2 separate regions of the Homo sapiens genome follow, and region 1 is linked to region 2. Evidence: chromatin contacts called from ENCODE Hi-C or POLR2A ChIA-PET data. All regions are on one chromosome and are shown on one strand. Each heading gives the region's core, a stretch centred on a gene start or an enhancer-like site at or near the end of the contact. The rest is flanking DNA. Distances are from core to core; before and after follow the strand shown. Region 1 has its middle 67 kb from the start of SLC9A4. Region 2 holds the start of SLC9A4 (solute carrier family 9 member A4).

What was found. Hi-C counts contacts between places; a loop is a spot of excess contacts on that map. ChIA-PET counts read pairs that join two places held with the same protein, here RNA polymerase II (POLR2A). Pooled maps may share reads with other maps.
Region 1: a loop to region 2 is called in a map of PC-9, with 7 times the contacts of the local background. The contact joins the enhancer-like site here to the promoter of SLC9A4 in region 2. A Hi-C loop is called at or near these places in 1 of 168 maps with a recorded cell type or tissue (PC-9) and 2 of 50 pooled maps. POLR2A ChIA-PET finds 5 or more read pairs at or near these places in 1 of 52 experiments (activated CD4-positive, alpha-beta T cell).

What each region holds. Positions count from the first base shown.
Region 1 is chr2:102,536,414-102,543,863 of GRCh38, reverse strand. No RefSeq gene overlaps it. Among named protein-coding and RNA genes, the nearest start is that of SLC9A4, 67 kb to the right of the region's middle. Within about 2 kb of position 2,408, at least 2 of the 41 ENCODE cell types and tissues checked have a DNase peak (open chromatin) inside an H3K27ac peak, as active enhancers do; they include PC-9, where a contact is called at or near this core.
Region 2 is chr2:102,468,296-102,475,964 of GRCh38, reverse strand. SLC9A4 (solute carrier family 9 member A4) reads right to left here and starts at 2,739. Exons shown (of 12, transcript NM_001011552.4): 1 at 1,950-2,739. The coding sequence starts at 2,205.

The DNA.
Region 1 (7,450 bases), core at 1,159-3,658, 68 kb before region 2:
CACACACACAGTCACACACACACAGACGTCCTAGAGACATAGAGGGAAGGGCAGCAATTTTTTAAAAATTAGTGTTCAGTAGATTCCTTGCCTGGGGTTTTACATAAATTTTATTTTTTAACATCAGAGGTAACATTATTGTCACCATTTTATACATCAATAAAATAAATAAAGATGCAAAGAGCTATGGTAACTTGTCTAAGGTCCCATAGTCTAATGAGTTCTATTACCAATACATCAAAACAAACAATCTGAACAACAAAAAAGAAAAACTTTTCAGTTGATTTTAGACAGCTTTGCAAAAGCCGGGCATATCTTAGAAGCAAACATAAATACATAATACAATTCATGTGGTAAAAATGATATTTAAATAGACAACTTAAACGAACTGAATCCCACGGCATTTGTTGATACAGTTAGTAATAATTAAATGAAGGCCATTGATGATCTTATTCTTAAGAAATAGTTGGATCAGTATATTAAGTGGATTCCTTAAGGGTCAAATGTATTGAAAGCACAAAGGAGTCAAATTTGAATGAGATGCAAAATTGAGCACTAGGCAATAATCCAGATGAGGCTCACCCCTCTGCCAGAGGAACTGGCCCTTTCTGGGTGGTAGTATTTCCCCACAGTTTTTACAAAAGTAAAATTTAAGTTCACAACATTAAGGTATCAAAAGATTTCACTTTCTCTGATTTCTAGACTAACTTAAATCTGCTCCAAACACTGCCATTTTAGTCTTTCATTTTATATGAATTATTTTGTTGTCTTTCAGCCAATTATAACTCTGAAAATTATAGAAAACTGTTGGCATTGGAAGTAATTCTTGTTCATAGACATACAAATGGTTCTATCAGGTGGAGAGACAATTTTTGATTTCCCCTCCCATCATGCAAAAAGCTTGTTTTGCATCTATTTGTAAGTTAATTTTAGCATTCCCAATTGTCTATAAATGGTATTTTGAATTTGCCTTCAAACTGCTTGAAACATCATATTGGTTTTCTCAATTAATGAGTTGAATATAATCTTTGACAAGTGTTCATCTTCTATTTGAGAGTCATGATTTTATCTTTTTTAAAAAATATATTTTCACAGGATCTAGACAGTCTGACTCCATAGCCCACACGTGCCAAAGATTCTTTGCTTGACCAAACATTAGGCAGAGGCTGAACCTTCTCCAAGGCCCGTTTGTGTACTTCCTTATAAAATCTGTTTTAGAAAAGAACCCTTCTAAGTCAGTTTAGCAAGAAACACCACCCCCAGCCCCATCATGTCTGATTACCCTCAATATCTCATTGGGGTCTTTTCCTCCACCATCCCCCAGGTGATGACTGATTACCCTGGCCTGTCTTCAGCAAGAGTACTGTTAGGTTGGTTTGGCCAGAATCCCCCTTACCCCTGATGTTTCCTCTTAGTAATTTCCCATTCAATTACTCCCACTCTGCCAGTGCTGTAATCAGAGTGGACTCAATCTCTGTTTCTCACTGCAAAATCTCATTACAGTGGTCTCTATATCTATCTTGATTCTCCCAAATGAAGTCTTCCTTACTGTGCCTTAACAAGTGTAATTGAATAATTTTTTCTTTAACACACCTTTAACTACAAAACTATCTAAAACCATCAATATGGTAATACTAACATTTACTGTGCACTAAACTATGTGTCAAACACTCTGCTAATGCTTGGAAGGGTTAAGCAAATTGTCTGAGTAAGGTTTTACAAAACGGCAAAACAGCATTCAAATTCAGGTCTGTTTTACTCCTGTACTCCAGCTCTTAACCACTTGTATTTCCTCTTTAAGTTCTTTCATAGGCACAAAAATGTTTCTGGTTGCTCAAGACAGAAAGAGGGCTCCATACTCCAGAGTTTATAAACTCTTGACCTCATCCAAGTCTCACAACCACTTCATGAGTTAGATGGAGTAGATGTCGTTATCCCCAGTTCAGTGACATGGAACCGACTTCTTTGGTCAATATCACACAACTGCTAAGTAATAGAGCTAATACTCCACCCCACATCTGCTGATTCAGAAATATTGCCTTGTTGAAGGAAGAGGCTATAGGGTTGTCCCCAGACAGGTGAGGCTAATGCCTATTGGAAAGACATCTACTGCAAGGTAAACTACATTTACTGTAATCCTGGAGATAGTTCAGAAGTCTGGAAGAACTGACCCTGTAGTGCTAAACCAAGGTTTAACCATTGCTCTAAGGTATTTAGATCTTAGGACTAAACAGGACACATTAATGAAGCAACATTTTCCCAGAGCTTTCTTTATGTCTGGCATCCAAAGCATTTATAGTCTTATAGAGAACACTGGACAGGACTCTAAGCCTTGCAAATAATTTATCAAATGTAAAATTATCTTCCTGTGTATGGAAGTTTCCTGAGCCTCCCTTAAATACCAAAAAGGCTTAGTGTTGTGATTTAATCACGATAGTACCTTTTCTCCTCCAATAAATTCACCCTACTTCCTCAAGTCATTATGAAACTAAACCTCTTGTGAGGTACCCCAAAATGTCTTATTTTCTGTTCATTCTGCCTGGAAGAATTTAATTGCCAAATTCACCATAGATGTAGTTTACTTTTCAAATTTTCATTTTCATTCTTATAATATTTGTCCAAATGTTTTGTTTTGTTTTTTTTTTTACCAGAGAGCTGCCTGAAACTGCATGTGTTGTGGAGTGAAAGTGCAGACATTCCAGCTGTATTGTCTAAAATCAGAACTTGAAATTCAGCTCCAGGGATGTGGGTGGGGTAGGGCAAGCATTGTTTGCTAAACCCTGTGTTGGGCTGGTCTGTACTGCCCGGCTCTGTGTGACTTTCCATGGGCGTGTCCTTGGGTGAGGACCTGTCCTTTTGTCCTCTCCTTTTAAGAATATCCTTTTTTGGAGGACAAAACATTTATCCTCCTTTCTGACTGGTTGTTTTTTTAACTTCATTTAGAACTTTAGTGATATCCTCCCACCACCCGCCCTCCCCGAAACCTCATCTACACGACCCCTTTTAAAGATGGCACAGTTAGATAATAGAGCTGCCTCCTGAACCAGGTCCAGGACAAGCACAAACTCAAAACAAGGGCCGCCTTCACGGGTGAAAGAGTACACCAGTGAAACCCAGGGTCGGAGTTTCACTCACTCTTAGTTACCCAGAAAAATTGCTGTAAGAAAACAAAATAAATGAAACACTATGGGTCCTTCTTTCCTTTTAGACTGGCTCAGGGCCATGGTGCTAGGCGACCCCTTATTTTAAAAGTTTCTAACTGGCCCAATTTCTAGTATTTTCACTAGTTCAAAGATAAAATCCAATGAAAAAAAATATTGAATAAAAATAATTTAATTCAAGCATAACTCATAGCCTCACTTCACTATATTTGTCCAAAGACGCAGACTCCTGAATGAATGATTTGGTCACACCCTCTGTGAGCATGAATTAGCACTTCAGCATCAGGTAAAATGGAAAGGAACCTTGGAGCTGTGGCAGCAGCAGTCAAACAAGACCTAAATTTTACCTGGTTTGGTAAAGTAACCTTTAAAATTCAAATGATGGTGGCAAAAAGCATATTCTTTTTTTCAGTGTATTCTCTACAACAGTTATGAGGGTAACTACAGCTTAGTGGATAGAGTTAGTGACATTGGAGTCAGACTGCTCTAAATGATACTGCCATTTACTAGCTGTATGTCCTTTGTGATAACTTAACTGAGACTCAGTTTCCTCTTCTGTACAGTGGGGAGAAAAAACATAATAACTACTCTATAAGATTGCTATCAGAATTAAATTTTTAAAGTGTATATATAGAGTACTTAGTAAAATGAGCATATAGTATATGTTCAATTACTGACAAAGTACTTGCCAAGAATATAAGTTCTTTTGCAAATATTATATGAATGCTTCAATAGTTGAAGTCGGCCGGGCGCGGTGGCTCACGCCTGTAATCCCAGCACTTCGGGAGGCCGAGACGGGCGGATCACAAGATCAGGAGATCGAGACCATCCTGGCTAACACGGTGAAACCCCGTCTCTACTAAAAATACAAAAAATTAGCCGGGCATGGTGGCAGGCTCCTGTAGTCCCAGCTACTCGGCAGGCTGAGGCAGGAGAATGGCGTGAACCCGGGAGGCAGAGCTTGCAGTGAGCCAAGATCGCACCACCGCACTCCAGCCTGGGCGACAGAGCAAGACTCCGTCTCACAAAAAAAAAAAAAAAAAAGTTGAAGTCATTCTTCTTATCCCCTCCCATTTTCTTCAGTGGAAATGTTGGTTTATGTGTCCATTCTAAGTAAACAACATAGTTCATGTTTCAACGTTGCCAAGAACTGTGGATATTGTCTGGTCAGGGACTCATTTGGAAACCATGAAAAAGTTCTTTGGAAACAACATATAATTGAAATTCAAAAAGAAACTCAATTAAAATCAGACCAGAACATTTTATAAGTCCTCAAAAACAAAAACATAATGGCTCAAATTAGCAATCTTGCTTATCATCTAATTTTTACATCATTCATTAAGTTTATAAAAACAAATTTTCAAAACGACAACAGTTTCCACTGTATTTACATGTCCACTTTAAAGCAAAGTTCTTTTTTGGCAAGATGGAGCGTCTGTTTTTTCCTATTGGATCTTTCCCAAGCAAGAAAGAATTTTGTGCAGATCTGAGTCACTTATTAAATTCCCAATTCTGCTCAAGGAGGAAATTTAGGTCAGTGGTTATGAGCCAAGACAGACCTGGTGTCTAAGGTCTTCCTTAAAATTAGGGAGACCTTGGATCTGTTACTTAATCTCTCTAAACTCATTTCCCTTCATTTCAGATGTACTGAAACTAGTATGTAAAGCATTTTAATAGTGTCTGGCACATAGTAAGCACTCTAAAAATGTTGGCTATCACTTCTCTATTCAAGATTGATTTCTTAGAACACAGAGGATATACCTTGATTTTAGGACCACCTATTTCAATTTGAGATCTGTATTACTAAGGAAATAGTTTTGGTTCAGTCCACAACATGGTTTTTAGTTAATTTGTTGAATAAACCCCAACTTGAGGAAGACTAGGCAATGGAAATTGTGTTTCTAGCCTGCCACACTTACTTGGGTACCCCTGGCTTGGAAGCTCATTAGAGCCTCAGAAAGAAAAAGAATTTATTAAATCAATTATTGCGCACAGATGAAAGGGCACATCACTTGCTAATTACAGCAGTGGCTAGCACTGATGCAGGCATCTCTTTTATTCTCCTTAGCTTATGGCCCCATTAGCAATTAACGGTGACTGATGTCCTGAAAGGAAGTGTTCTGTCTGCCCTGCTGGGTTTTCTCAGGAGGAATTAGAAATGAGATACTTGACAGAGTTTAGCCAGAAAAATAAAATAAAAAAAATTTAAAACTACAAGAAACCACCTGTTTTATTTGTGGATAAAATATACTTGCAAAAACCTTAAACAGCCTCAACACACTCATTGACTTCATTTATTAAGAATATTTTACTTTGCCTAATTTTGGAACATTATGAAATGTACCAGAAACTATTTTGTTCCATACTAAAAGTGCTTAAACACTTATCTCTTTAGTTAATATTCACAAGTTAACAGAATCACTTTTTTGGAGGGAAGGTCTCTTATAGAAATGAAATTCCAAACTGAGGAATTAAACTCCATTGAGTTTTTTCTCAACAAAAGAGGTTTCCCTTTTCCTCATTGTGTGCCCATCACAGTATACAGAAGCAATGCCATGGTCATTCTGGGAGTGAATCAAGATTAGAACCATACACCAGGGTATCTATACGAAAAGCAAGCAAGCAAACAAATAAAAAAGCAATATTGCTGATATTTGAGGTAATGACCTAAAAAAAAACAATCAAGACGAAGTTGTGTTTTAGTTGAAAGATGTGACTCCATATTCAGGCCCCATCTTTGGTCTGCTCTTGACTGATGGATGCTGAGTAGAGATGTGTCCAGGTAGAGCTGGGATCAAGGTGGTGATGTTCTCTATTTCTGTCACGTCTTCTCCCTAGCTCCCTCAAATATCCTCTCTTCTGCCAATCTAGCTACCTTTCAGAAGTCTCAGTATCAATTATTTATACCTCTTCACATAATTAAAACAATCTATGTCCTCTTTCATAAGCACATGTACTTTAGCCTAATTATAGCTAATAGTGATCAAACTCTTCTATTAAAAAAAACTAAGCTTAGAATTTTACATGTATTATTTCATTTAATCCTCACAATCATTCTATGAGGTAGATAAAATTATTACCCTATTTTATCCATTGATAAATTTCAGCTTAAGTATGATAATTAACTTCCCCAAAGTCTCACAGCTACAAGCGGTCTGATTTCATAGCCTGGGCTTTGAAATAACTATATTACTGAAAATCTAAATGATCATAGTGGCAGGCTTCTTGACAGGTGAGGCCGTATTCACGGGGCTTCTCTGCAAGCTGAAATCAACATTCCAGGCTGAAGACTTGAATTCTGCCTTAGTAGTCACCTCTTATACAGGAAAAGTAATTTTATCATGAAATTTGGGTAGTAATTCCAGCTCTGCCTCCCATGACCCTTCAACTTTTTCAGAGAAGCACAGTAGAGAGCCTTTGTGAGAGAAAGAAAAGAATAAAGGAAACGAAATGTAGTAAAGTGTCCAGAATCTCATTCTTTACTTTGTCATAGCGGATTCCCTTATAGGCCAATGTTTCTGTTCTAGCAGGTAGGTTAAAGACAGGAGAGGTGCCCATGGCATCATGTCAGACTTGAGGAGGATGAATAAGAACACTTATCATATCCCAAACACCAGAAATGTGTGGACAATCTTTAAAGTGGAAGGCTACTATATAGGAAAAATAAAAGGAAATGATATTTTACTCAACTTCAGAAATTCACTGAAACCCAAGACCCTTCAGGCTAATAATACAACTAGGTTTTAGAAAGTTAAAGACAAACAAAACAAAACAAAAACTCTCAGAGGAAAATTAGGATTGTGTGTGTTGTGCATATTTTTTTTTAGATTGAAAATAAAAGGACAAATTCTTTGGGTCCATTGGCAGAGAATGTTTGACTGCTTAGTGTACCAGAAGCCAGGCTCAAAATAGGAAACTTAATGCAATTTAATTTCCTTTCAGAGGGAAGTAGGGAAGAAGCACCAGGTGTCCTTGACACTCAAGAGAATATCCCCTCTGCTGCACTACTGGATGCCTCCTGGAAAAACTCATCATGTGAAATTGATAATCAGAGCATTCCTGGGCTAGCTGCTGTACACTCAACCAATCTCCAAAGTGCACTGTCCTTCCAGAGAGTATGGAGGGAAGATCAGATCACACTGCATTTTCAGACAATAGTGGATGATGAAATACAGAGGCCATTTTGGCCGTGCGCTCTCCATGTCTGACAGAGCCAGCAGCATCACAGCATCAAGGGGGCCCTCAACTTGCCACAAGTTTTAGGAAGTAGCTTCAGGGCCTCTTTCCAG
Region 2 (7,669 bases), core at 1,490-3,989:
AAAAGAATGAATCATAATAATGATTATTAATTTTATTCTGATTCATGTTTTATAACATAATCTTTAAAAACTCATATGCATTTCTTAAGTGCTGAAATTATAAATCATCATCATCATTATTATTTTGGCCCTAGTAAACAAGCCCTTATACATAAAACTACCAGCCCAGTAATTGGCACATAGTATATATTCAATAAATATGGCCTTTTTATCTCCTCACTCCTCATGTCCATATGGAATATAAAAATAATCTAAATTCTTGAAGACTAGTAAATATGAAATTGTACTCGAATAAGCGTGTTCTGATATCCTACTCTTTTTTTCTAAAGTATGTTAAATTACATCATGAAAATCAAGAACATTTAAACCAACAGTTCTATGAATAATCGTATTTTCACAGTGTTCTTCGCTCCTAGACAGAATGAATCTGGGTGCATACAATGCCTCTACAAAACAAGCTAGGTTTTACACAAATATAAAACCAAGACAAAATGCAGCCTTTCTGCGTTTAGATGTTTACTGATAAACAGAGCAACTAGCTAGTCAGTGACAGGACGAGTTTCCTGGTACTCAGATTGACTTGAGCCATTTCTGTGAAGAGGAAGCCAGGTTGTGGAATGGGGAGCAGGGAACACAGAATCTCTAGCATATTGTTTTAAAAGGAAAACTCAAGTACCAAGTAAGATCACCTTGAACACAATCAGTGTCTATATGATTTCACAAAAGATGTTAGACTGTTCTGAACTGAGAATGTTATCCATTTGGAAAGCCATTTTTACTTGTATACCTCTTAAAAATATAGTAAGATCCTTTGTGTAACTTATTCACTAAGCAAATTGCACAAGACTTCTTCAAACTAACATTCCTATTTAATATTCACACTTTACTAGCTCAAAATGAATAGCAACTATAAAGGAGAGTCTAAAGGGGACACCTATACCAGTGTCCCCACACCCACAGGGAGGGAGCTAAGTGAATAGCCAGAGCACACAGAAGGTAACTGCCAGACCTCAAGGCTCAACCCACATTACACACCCATCCTAGAGAAAACATACACATATAAATAAATGAGAATTAAAATGTTTCATTGATTCTATCTCAATAAGGCAATCTACATACTCAAATAGCATAAAGTTTATAGCTGAGGCAAAGGAGGCATTGTGCTTAGCATTTGAGATAATTATATTAATTTTCCACTTTAGAATAAGCTGGTTTTAAAGAGATAAGGAGGAGCAGTTAGGGATTAAACAGTCACAGAGTATAGCCACCTCTTTGGTTTTTGACACAAAGATCCCTTGATTGGAATTTAATCTATTAACTTGGATTCACTTTATTTCACAAAGGAAATTAGAGGTGCCTCACTGGCCCCACTTGGTAGGTATAAACTAATATTTTACTGACAGATATAATCTTATATGCCCCGACATCCCATCACTGAGTAATACAAGTTGCCTATGGTTTTCTTGTTTTTTGCTTTCTGTCAATTTGCAAGAAGCACACGCTACTTTTAAAGAATAAACAATGGGGTGATTGATGAAGCCCACAATTACACAGCCAAGAATATTTTACAGAAGAAACATTATGTGTTTCCTGAAATTTCCACCTTGCATCATGCCCAGGTCTACGTGCTTTATTCTCTATATTTTTAAAGCATAGAATTTGAGAGTTTTGCATGTCAACAATGTCACATGGTTGTCACCCTGAAATGAGAAGAAACCAACACAGCCCAGTACCCAGAAGTATGCTCTCAAATTTCAAAGAGCAATCTCAAAGTATTAAATAGCTTAGTAAAATGCAGTTATGACTTTCCCTTGACTGAAGGGAAGAGAATTTTTAATGTAATAGCAGTAACAGTTAAAATCCTCTTAGCCCGTTATCTATAAGGCATTTTCACATTCACTATCTTATGTAAAAAGATAACTCACCAAACCAGGTGTTTAAGGACTTACCTATTTTTGCAAGGGATGCTAGAAGTATCCAGAGAGTGACCTCATAAGGAATTTGCACATAGTCATAATCCAGTTCAAAAACAGATATCCCTTCCTCTGGCTCTGAGCTGGCAGCAGCAAACCAAGCGTTAGATGCATACTGAGCAGTGGAATTTGCAGATTCATTCAAATCAGAAGATGCTTCAGAACACTCAAGAGCCACTAGCAGTAGCAAACAATTCCAAGGACTGTAAGTCACGAACATCTGCAGAGCCATTCCTGTGGGCTTCTCCTACCTACACCCCTGTGTGGATGTGTGCCACACATCTGAAGTCGGGGAGGCTTCTAGAGAGTGACTGCATCCACCTGGGTCAAAAGTAATATAGGTACAGTCTGTGGGTCCTCCCAAGAAGATTCCGAGTGTGTTATTGAGCTCTGTATGTAGACACTTTCTAATCTGGTTTAAATCGTTTGTGTTCAGGCAACTCAGCTTCCAACTCAAATGCAGTTATTCAATAGACTTGTTAAAGTCCATGGAGCTACCTGGAGGACCTCCATCCAATCATGGCTTGAGCAATTTATGAAAGAAATAAAAATCTCTTCACTTAAAGGCATTTCCTCATTTCACTGCATACTGGCTTTGTCTTGTGGGTGAAAATTTAAAAGGATACTGTAGTGCTCATTCCACAGATCACTGGAGTCCTTCTAATGAGGAAAGGAAACCTTCCCTGTCTATCAGATCCCAAGAAGGAGCTACCTGATCTGCGCTTGTTCCTTCTCTCCTCCCCCTGTCCTCTCATTTGTTTTGAATGACCACGGCTTCAGGTAGCTCTGGAACTACACTTAATTATTTGCTTTGATTTGACTTTTGTAATGAAATCCTTTCTCTGAGGGTTCTCTGGAGGTCACACTGCTGACACCTAGTGGGCACCTGCAATACAACACCCTTGACACTTTCAGTTATGAACGTTAAGGTGACCATGAAATTATCTAAACCAGGACACTTTGGGGAATGAATAATAATGATAATTATGCAAAGCTATAGGCACAAACCAGAATTGTCCAGCAAACTGTCTTATATGGTCTCTATACATGAGGAAGAAGGAGGATAAGAAGGAGGTGGTAACAACAAGGATGGTAGCAAACACTGAAACTTTTGCATGTTACCAGACTCCATGAGCAGTCATTCATAGAAGGAATGAAGTTCCAGATCTCTATGAACTTTACACTATAATTTTTAAAAAACAGGAAGCCAAAGAACAAGTTCCATAAATACACCTAAATACCTGGATTTGTAAAACTCCATGGCACATCCAGATTTTCCATTTAAAAAACATTTGTTGTTGTTAAAAAGAAGCAGCATCATAGAATGTTGATGAAAGAATTTTGAGATAATTTTTATGAGCCTACTTCTCGCTCTTCTACTTGTTGCCAGGTGACCTTGGTGAAGTTAATTACCTTTCAGAAATTCCTTATCTGAAACAGAGAGGAAAATATCTGCCTCATTGAGTAGCTAGGAACATTAAATGAGATAAAGCAAGTAAAGAATTTGGCATGTAGTTGGCACTTAAATGTTAGTTTTTATTTTAAATTACATTTCTTATACTTTTAGGATAAGATACAACACTTTTGCAATGATTACTGATACTCAGTAAAAAATGAGAATAATACATCATCCATATACTACCCCAACATCTCTTTTACATCAAACTGCAAGATGCTTTGTGTTTTGTTTTTTCTTAGTTCATATTAGTGAGTGCAGGGGATTTCCCCCCAGCCAACACACACACACACACACACACACACACACACACACACACACACACACTCAGCTAACATCACTGGGAAATTGAGAAAGGAATGGTTGAGAAGGGCTAACACCTAGATGCAAATTCATAGTGAGGCAATAGAATTAAAAGTTCACATATGAATATTTTTTCTTTTTCCTTCAGTTTGACTCCAGAATAGATTAGATTCAGTCACTGAAATGAGACTATCAGGTGGACTACAAGAAGGGTACACATATTGAGTCGATTATTTTTTCTCAAAGAATATATGAATATCCTTTAATAGAAAGCTGCTTTATAATAGGTGTTTTATTTTTATTTGCATTTTATTGTACTTTTCTTTCTAAAAAGAAATGAGGGAGCAAGTCTCACATAGTGCCTTGTGGAAAGACCAAAATGAAGAATCAAAAGACTTATGTACTCAGACATTAGTTATCTGATTGGCTTTGGAAAATTACCTGTTTGAGCCTTATAGTTTGAGCCTTTATAGTTTTCTCATCTATAAAATAAAGATGCTGTCCATACCTGGTAACCCTTTCCTGCTCTAAAATTCCAAATTTTGTGAGTATATGGCAACCCGTTTAGCCTTATGATCACCTGATGGCTGATAGTCCAGTCCCTCTCAGAGTAAAAATGCCAATCTTGGGAGGATGGTAAGAGAACAACTTGAGCTCTGCAACAGTCTACTAACTTGTGGTCCAGGTTAAGATGTAGCAGCCCACTTCATCAACCATCGGCATCACTTCCACTCATGCAGTACTTTCTTACAGATGTCAGAACATTCTTTCTAAAATGATTTCTTAGTATAAGGTCCCCAGAAAGTGTATGTGAGACAAAGCTTCCATGAGAAGTGCAAACTAAGGGCAGCAAAAGTGAGGGGAAAGGGGGAAGAAAGGAGAAGCTCTTCTAGAATGACAGCATAAGAAGCACCATAGATTTCCTAGTGAAACAACTATAACTGGTGAGATCATTAAAAATCAAAAACAACCATCCAGTCTCTGGAAATTGTCCTAAGAGCAGACAGAAATTGAAAAAAATCTTCTAAATATTGGTAAGACCTGAAGGCACGGCCTGTTTTCTCTACCCACCCCTCAGCTCAATGTGAGAAAAACTCTATTCTGGATGAATGTAGCCACGAGGATGGGGCTGCCTCTAATCCCAGATCCCAGTTTATGACTACAGTTTCTACCCAGAAAAGTCAGGTTGTCAGCATACGTAACCAAACTCTGCCCTACCCCAATCCTAGCAATATGTTGAACAGACTCTATTGCAGGCAAATGTAACTGAATCTACCCCAGAAACAGCAAATTAGGAATACTGGACCCCGATAACTCTCAACTTACTCATAAGACTGAGTTTTCACAACACTGGAAATAAACCAAGATGACCAGTGGCTACTACCCCAGTCCAGCATCCCACTCACACACCAGGGGTATCACTCCAAGAGAAGTAGGTTACTATCTCTATCCCCATCTCCAGAGTAGTGGAACAGAGTTTCTGCCAAGGAGAGGAGACAGGCTATAGAACAGAGAACTCTATAACTAACTCTAAGTATGCTAACTTTATTTGGAACAAAATATAGAGATGTTCAAGCCTAAGGGCACTGTCAAAAACAATGAAGATTTAGGTTGTGAGCAAGGAAGAAAAGCTAGTAGCTCCATGATTGCAATAAGTTAAAGAGTAGACCAACTAGAAGTTTAACAGAAGAACCAGAAAAAGAGATGGCTGAAAAGAGCTCTCCTGAGGCTATAACATGTCTCAGAGACTGGTCTCAAAGATTACCCTGCAAAGGAGCCTGACTTTAATTGGATCGGACTGTGGAGTAATTTATAACCCAAGGCATTGTTGAAAACAATAGGCCATTTCAGCCAGCAGTTACTGGAGGCTAACAGTTGAGTGTGATGTCAATAGATACAACAGACCAGCTAGAAGCTTAATATATCAGTGAAAGAAAGTCAGAGAAGCCTGCTAAAACCATTGTTATTCTGGGGGAAGGGAGAAAGGGCTTAGGGGTATTATAACCATGCCCCAGGCTTCACTGGCTGAGGATCAGTATAAAAAGCTGCACAGGGAAATAGACTTTGCTGATATAGTCCAGCCAAGTCACTAAACAAACAGCAAACAATTAAGCAACAACAAGCCCTGGAGTTGGGGGAGGGGGAGAAAGCAGCATCAAGAATTGCTACAAGAAATCATCTAAAATATCCAGTTTTTAGGCAGAAAAAAATTATGGACTACATACTGTCTACAGAAGTCACATTTTAGTTTCAAAGATACCAGTAGGTTGAAAGTAAAAAAAAAAAAAATGAGAAAAGATATATTACACAAACACTATGCTAAGAGAACTTGAGTGGCTTTACACTGACGAAATATGCTTTAAAATAACAAATGTTACTAGAGATAAAGAGGGACATTTAAGAAAAAGAAAAGTGTCAATCTATCAAGAAGATGTAACAATTCAAACTTATTTATACAAAGTGGGATTTATCTCAGGAAGGCAAGGTTGGTTTAATATTTAAAAATTATTTCATATAACATACATGTCAATAGAATTAAGGCAAAACCACATGACCATTTCAACAGACTGAGAAAAGCATTTGACAAAATCAACAACCTTTTATTTTAAAAACACTCTACAGGTCAGGAATGGAAGGAAACTTCTTCAACATGATAATACACAGCCAACATCATACTTAAAGGGAAAAGACTAAATACATTTCCCTGAAAGAACAGGAACAAGACAAAGAGATACACTCTTGCCACTTCCATTCAATATTCTACTAGAGCTGCTTTTAGTCAGGGCATTTAGACAATGAAAAGAAACAAAAGGCATTCAGATTGGAAGGAAAAAAAGTCAAACTATTTCCACTTGCATGATCTTTTAAATAGATTACTCTAAAATATTTAAACAGAATATCCTGAATAATTGACTAAAAAACTATTAGATATAATAAATGAGTTTAACAAGCTTGTAGGATATGAGATCAATATGCAAAAACAAATTGTGTTTTATAGTGACAATGAATAAAACAAAATGGAATTAAGAAAATAATGCCATTTATAATAGCATCAAAAAATGCAATTCTTAGGAATAAGTTTATCAAAAAAGTGTCACACTTGTATTCTAAAAAAAATTGTTTAAAGAAGATCTAAATAAATGGAAATATGATCCAAATAATAATTATCAGTTAACTTAATTTCTCAGAAAAGATCCATTCACAGGTGCACCAGAGTATCGCAGGGTGCTGTGCGCTTTCCTGTTTATACTTGTGATGGTGAAGGGAAAATATAAACAGTTTTCATTTGCAAAGCAGAGAGTTAAAAGAATCATCCTGGAATTTTAGGTCCGCAGCAAGCTATTGGATACCTGACAGTTTTGATCTAATTATTCAGATAACTATATTGGTTGTAGAAACTTGACCTTCTCTGACCTGCCTTCCTGACCCCTTTTTGGTGCCAGTCCCAAGAATCCCTGTGGTTCTTGTCATCTGTTCATAGAAACCCGCTCACACATAGAGCCCAGTGGCAGGAAAGGAATGGCCAGACATCCTCTCCCCAGTGGGTGCCTTATAATTTAGATTGCTATATCCTGTCTTCCCTCATGGGACTAATTGAGGGTGGTACACATGGCAAGAGAATCTCCCATCCATCCCCCAGGGTTTCAGCTGTGCATAGCCAGAAGAGGAGCTTAGGGAACATTCTTCTCTTTTTACCCTCAGTTTTCTAGAGGCAACTTCTGTTTTAGAGAAGCTCCAAAGGAAAAAAAAAAAAAAAAGGCAGAACTGACACCATATTTTACACATGATGAATTAGAAAGTCACCTCTCTCCAGGAATAGTTTTCAACAAAATAATCAGCACACCTCTTCTTCCTTCCCATAACGTGTGCTCATTGTTGACTTTACCAGAAAGTATTTGTGTAGCACTCTGAGACTAAAGTATCTGTTGCTTGCCCC